Linked DNA regions of Homo sapiens: region 1 is linked to region 2. The links are chromatin contacts, found by POLR2A ChIA-PET in ENCODE. All regions are on one chromosome and are shown on one strand. Each heading gives the region's core, a stretch centred on a gene start or an enhancer-like site at or near the end of the contact. The rest is flanking DNA. Distances are from core to core; before and after follow the strand shown.

What was found. ChIA-PET counts read pairs that join two places held with the same protein, here RNA polymerase II (POLR2A).
Region 1: POLR2A ChIA-PET joins it to region 2 with 15 read pairs in activated CD4-positive, alpha-beta T cell. The contact joins two enhancer-like sites. POLR2A ChIA-PET finds 5 or more read pairs at or near these places in 2 of 52 experiments (CD4-positive, alpha-beta memory T cell and activated CD4-positive, alpha-beta T cell).

What each region holds. Positions count from the first base shown.
Region 1 is chr10:22,610,418-22,613,175 of GRCh38, forward strand. All of the region lies in intron 1 of PIP4K2A (phosphatidylinositol-5-phosphate 4-kinase type 2 alpha), which reads right to left. Among named protein-coding and RNA genes, the nearest start is that of PIP4K2A, 100 kb to the right of the region's middle. RefSeq lists an enhancer at 128-662. Within about 2 kb of position 1,499, at least 8 of the 41 ENCODE cell types and tissues checked have a DNase peak (open chromatin) inside an H3K27ac peak, as active enhancers do.
Region 2 is chr10:14,582,084-14,584,991 of GRCh38, forward strand. All of the region lies in intron 2 of FAM107B (family with sequence similarity 107 member B), which reads right to left. Among named protein-coding and RNA genes, the nearest start is that of MIR1265, 150 kb to the left of the region's middle. RefSeq lists an enhancer at 1,158-1,217. Within about 2 kb of position 1,333, at least 6 of the 41 ENCODE cell types and tissues checked have a DNase peak (open chromatin) inside an H3K27ac peak, as active enhancers do.

The DNA.
Region 1 (2,758 bases), core at 249-2,748, 8.0 Mb after region 2:
CTTCGTTAACTATTTTTGCATGTTGACTTTCCTTGTTGCTAGCAATAAAAACCATGTCAAAGATTTATGCTTCCAGTAGGATAGAAGGCAGGTACGCTGAAGGATTCTCAGTTACAAAAACAAAACAAGCAAACAACAAAAGAATGAGCTGCTTGATAGAGCTATTTGTTTTTTTTAATCACATTGCTGGGTTCACAGACAGTAGAGGCAATCTCCAAGACACCTTTCTTCCCCCAAAGTGAGTTTAATCCACAGGGAGTGTGGGGACCATTAAGCAAGCCTGAAAGGAGGGACTCCGAGGACAAATGCCAGTTTCAACACTTACTTGGGCCAAACGAAAGCTGGGAGCTCAACAAAGGCTTCAACGTTAACCTGAGATCCTTGAAGGAAGCCTTTGAAAGTGGCCCCAACACCTGGTGGAAGTAAATGTAAATGATCTCCGGAGGAGAGCAACCCCTGCCAGGCCTCCAGGCTTCCCACAGATGAAGATCAATCAAACATGAGCTCACAGAGACAGCAACGACTAATTAATATTTTCAAGACTTTAGTTACTAAGATGATCAGATATAGAATTTTTTAAGCTGTGAGAAATTATACAGAAATAGAAGATGAACAAAAGATGATTATATTTGAAAAAATAATGATTCAGAATTTTCCACAATTAATGCACGTTATAAATCTGTAGATACAGTTGGGCACAGCAGCTCATATATGTAATCCCAGCAATTTGGGAGGCTGAGGCAGGAGGACTGCTTGAGCCCAGGACTTTGAGACCAGCCTAGGCAACAGAATTCGTCTCTAACAAATAAAAAAATAACAAAAGTTAGCTGGGCGTGGTGGTGTGCACCTGTAGTCCCAGCTACTTAGGAGGCTGATGAAGGAAGATCACTTGTATCCAGGATTTCAAGGCTGCAGTGAGCTGTGATTGTACCACTGCACTCCAGCCTGGGTGACAGAGTGGATCCATGTCTGTTAAACAAAAAACAAACAACAACAACAAAAAAAAAACAAAAAAAAGCAGAATACTCAAAGCAATATATAAGTAAGAATACTCAAAGCATACCTAGATACGCTGTAGTTAAACTAAAGAAGGCCAAATGCAAAGAGAAGAAAGGAATGGTGGCCAGAGAGAAAAGGCAAACACAACAGAGGAATGATAGTGACAGCTGACAGCTAGCTTCTCAAACCCACTGAACAAAAACAGGAATCTAACGTCATATAGCTTCTCCAGTTCACTTTACTCAAGCATCTTATGATACTAAGTCATTCCCAGAGTATATCTATGAAAAATTAAAGTTTATGTATCCTTATGCTATCAGTGGAATATCAAAGTTTGAAAAATAACAGAAAAAGAAAATCATAATGGAAATCCAAGTCTTGTGATAATAAACACAATGCGAATGAAGCTGGATGCCAACTCAATCAGCACTTCGATATCTTGTGGAACAAGAGAAAGCGAAACCCAACGTGGAGGTGGGATCAGACACTGATTATTTAAATGCGCGTGATGTGTTCAGCAGATCCTCCAAAGCTTTGATGCCTCCTCAGGCTGCTTAAATCAGTATCACTTAAGAGAGTCTTCTCAGACAGGAAACAGGAAACCAGAAACTTTCTGCATCCTTTTGCTTTATGGTACCTGCTCTGGAACATGTTTTGTGGAGAAAATATGAAAACTTCAGCCAACATGGAATGAGTAAACTGAGAATTTTCCTTATTGATTTTCCTTCCCCACCCATCCTCGCGTCAGCACAACCTTTAAGAGTCCACTCTGTGCTGGGCACAGCTCGGACACCAGTCTTTGTCCTCTTGGGGCTTATGGTCCAGAGGGGCAGACACATTAACTGAAGAACTGCCCCAAGTGTTGAACTCTAACAATGACAGAGTCAGGAGGGAGAAGCACAATGGGCTACGAGCAAGTATGGAAAAGGCCCAGGCCAGATGGGGGAGGCATGTGAGGCTTCCCTGGGCAGCAATGGCTCGTGGAGAAAGGAGAGGGCAGGTGGACAGGGCTTCCAGGAAGAAGGCGAGTCCTAGAGAGGAGGGGACACTGTTAATGGGAAAACAGTGCAGAAATAGACAAGGTGCGTGGCATGAAAGGGATGAACAACAGGCCCAGGAGCACCGGGAAGCGGCTGCTGTAGAATTGCACCAGACAGAGGAGAGCAGCTCAGCAGAGGGCGGAGGCGGCAGCAGAAACGAAAGAAGCAGAGAGACTCCGGCATGCTGAAGTGCTGAAATCTATGGGGCTTGATGATGACAGACTAGAAATGTAGGGAAAGATGGAGGGAATGCTGCATGCATGCGGGGGAAGCTGGTGGGTCCAACGACTGGCACAATGCATCTTAAGAGAAGAGTTCAGTTTTGAGCTTGTTAAACTTCATGCGCTCTTGGGACATCTAAGTGTCAATGTCAGGTAGGCCGTGGACAGGTGGGTCTGAAGTTCCCAGGGGCAGCAGGGGCAAGAGATAAAAATGTGTGTATCTGTGCATCAGACATTAGCTCCCCAGAGGAGTGGATGAGGTAACCTGGAGAGGGGCCGGTGTGATGGGGAGGAAGGCGGAGAAGCAGTCTTCAAGAACGGGAATGTTTCCAAGCCTGGAGAAGAGGATGAGAAAGGGGAAAACTGCCATCGAGGCAGGAAGTGAAAAAGCACAGGGCCACCCAATGGGAGTGAAGGGAAAAGGGGGTTCAAACATGCTATGGGATGATCATGATGCTTTTGAGAAGGCAGGGACTGGGAAATGTCAGCCAGATTGAA
Region 2 (2,908 bases), core at 83-2,582:
ATAAGAATAAAACCCTGTCTTCAACCATAGAGAATAGCAGCAGCAGCCTGTTTGCCATGGGTTACCAAAGGGATCCAAGGTTGCTAGGATACTTCAGTTTCAAATATCCTTCTTTGCTATCCCCGTAAATATACACTAAGTTTTCAAACAATTCACTCTAATCCTGATTAGATAATAAACTGTGACCACACCTCTGGGAGATAAATAATGGTCTTTCTAAAAACAGTACCAGAGCATCGAAGTGTAAGTTATTGCAACCACATACCCATGTTTGTTTTTGTTTTTTCTTTTCTTTTTTTTTTTTTTTTTTTGAGACAGAGTCTCACTCTGTTGCCCAGGCTGGAGTGCAGTGGCACAATCTCTGCTCACGGCAACCTCCGCCTCCTGGATTCAAGCAATTCTCCTGCCTCAGCCTCCCGAGTAGCTGGGACTAACAGGCGCCTGCCACCACACCCGGCTAATTTTTTGTATTTTTAGTAGAGACAGGGTTTCACCATGTTAACCAGGATGGTCTCGATCTCCTGACCTTGTGATCTGCCCCCCTCGGCCTCCCAAAGAGCTGGGATTACAGGCGTGAGCCACCACACCCAGCCTACCCACATGTTTTAACGTTGTACTGAGTACTTATTCCATGGAGGCACACTACTCTTACACCAACTTTATTACTGTATAACTCTATGAAGGAGGCACTATTATTTTATTGATAAGAAAGACGAAACTCGCCGGGCATGGTGGCTTACGCCTATAATCCCAGCACTTTGGGAGGCCAAGGCACGTGAACCACCTGAGGTCAGGAGTTCGAGATCGGCCTGGCCAACATGGCAAAACCCCATCTCTACTAAAAATACAAAAATTAGCCGGGCAGAGTGGCGTGCCCCTATAATCCCAGCTACTTGGGAGGCTAAGGCAGGAGAATTGCTTGAACCCAGCGGGGTGGAGGCTGCAGTAAGCGGAGATCGCGCCACTGCACTCCAGCCTGGGCAAAACAGTGAGACTCTGTCTCAAAAAAAAAAAAAAAAAAGAAAAGAAAGAAAGAAAGCCAAAGCTGGTAAACGGCAGACCTGGAAGGTGGGCCCGGCAGTCTCATTCCAGAGCCTGATAAATCATACTATTACTATTTCTCCAACTAAAGAAACCAGAAGGAGGAAAATTCTTCATCTGGCAGAAGTTACCCAGGGAGAGAGAAGAGGACATATCCCTTCTGCTTGGCTAACAGGACAGCCTGTGTCTTATTTGAGAGTCAGGGCCCTCGCGGGGCAGAGTCGGAGATGAAGATACTGCAGGGAAAGTAGCTGCTGCTGCACCTTAGTGACAGATGACATGAAGCGCAGGACCGCAGCACAGACCACAGAACTCTGAAAACAGGACCCAAGCTCACCTTAGCGGGAAGTCACCACCCACTCACCTCCGCCCTTCTAGAGCTGAGTATTCTTTCACCTGTGGAAGTCACAAGCATGTGGCGTGGCTCTCCATTTTTAATTTTTTTAAAAAGTGGTCGCGGAAGTTGTGGCCAGACACATCACCCCACCCCAGTCCTAAAGGTAAGGTGGGTGGGGACGGAGGAAGAAGAAGAGGCTGGGCCTAACTAATCTGGGCACGTCCTTGCCAACACCTGCTGCTATGAAGGAGGGGGAAAAGTTGACAGTGGAAGGAAACTACAGGGAAAAAGGAAAAGAAACCACTGGACAAGGCCACAAGTTCGTCCATTCACCGGAAGAATCTTCTATAGGCGAACCCTGTTGAGCGCTCTCCTAGACCCAAGGCCACCCCTCAGGATCCAGGGCCTGGGACACAATACAAAGTACAAAACGACACTCTCCCCGAAAGGGACTCGTGGTCACCGTTGTTCATAGGAGTGTTTCATGGCAAGTCTTAGGAAAGAGGGTTTTGAGTTCAGGAAGTGTGGGACTAAAATGACACCAACACAGAAATAAACACTGCCTTTCAGTAGGAGTTCCTAGCTACTCCGGCAGATCCAGATGCTGAGACATACTGGGTCCGAAAGAAAGACTGATGGAGGGACCAAGCAAGACAGGCCCTCCTGATGCCCAGCCCTGAGGCTGCCACCTAAATAAGCAGCAACACTCTGGGTCTGATCTGGGTAGCTCGTTGGTGTCTCAGCTGAGTAGCAGCAATGACTCAGGAAGAAGCACTTAAGCCCTATAGGACCCTAAAGAGACACAAAGATGAGGATGCCAAGGGTCCCTGTCCTCAGAGTTGCCAACCAGATATGGAAAAACGCAGTGTATAACCAAGTGACCAGGGGAAAACCCCAAGGTGGAAAAGGACCTCCGAGGTCCAGCTGCCGATGAGAATTATGCTTTCGCACCCCATGGCCCTCGGCACTCAGAGTCTTTCGCTCCATTTTCACCATAAACAAAAAAGTCTCAAAACATGACAACAGCCTGTAAGATGCTGTGATCCAAATAAAATAGTTGGTGCAGAAATTCAAGGAAGTGCATCAACTCCTCCCAAAAGGGATGGAGAAACCACACCAAAAGAAAACCAGGAACACACGTGCAGTGCTCTCCCTACAATTATAAACAGCTCCAAGATACGGACCCTGTGAGGCAGGAGAATAGGGGCTGGAGGCAGGGAACCTAAGGCCGATTCACACTGACTTCCTAGAACTAAATCAAAAGGATAACCCCAACTTTCCACACCTATGTAACAAAAGGACCGGAGGCCACTCCCCTTGCAACCCCCACCTTTTCTGCATGGCAGGTGAAACTGAAAGGACCTCTGCTTGGTCCCCTCTTCCAACCAATCAGGCTGGTCACAGGCCAAGTCTTCATTTGCACAGGAGTATAACTTTGTAACTTCACTTCAGCCTGTAATTGGTTGCTTCCTGCAACCAATCAGATGTTGGCACAGGGTGTAACTTTGTAACTTCGCTTCAGCCTCTGAT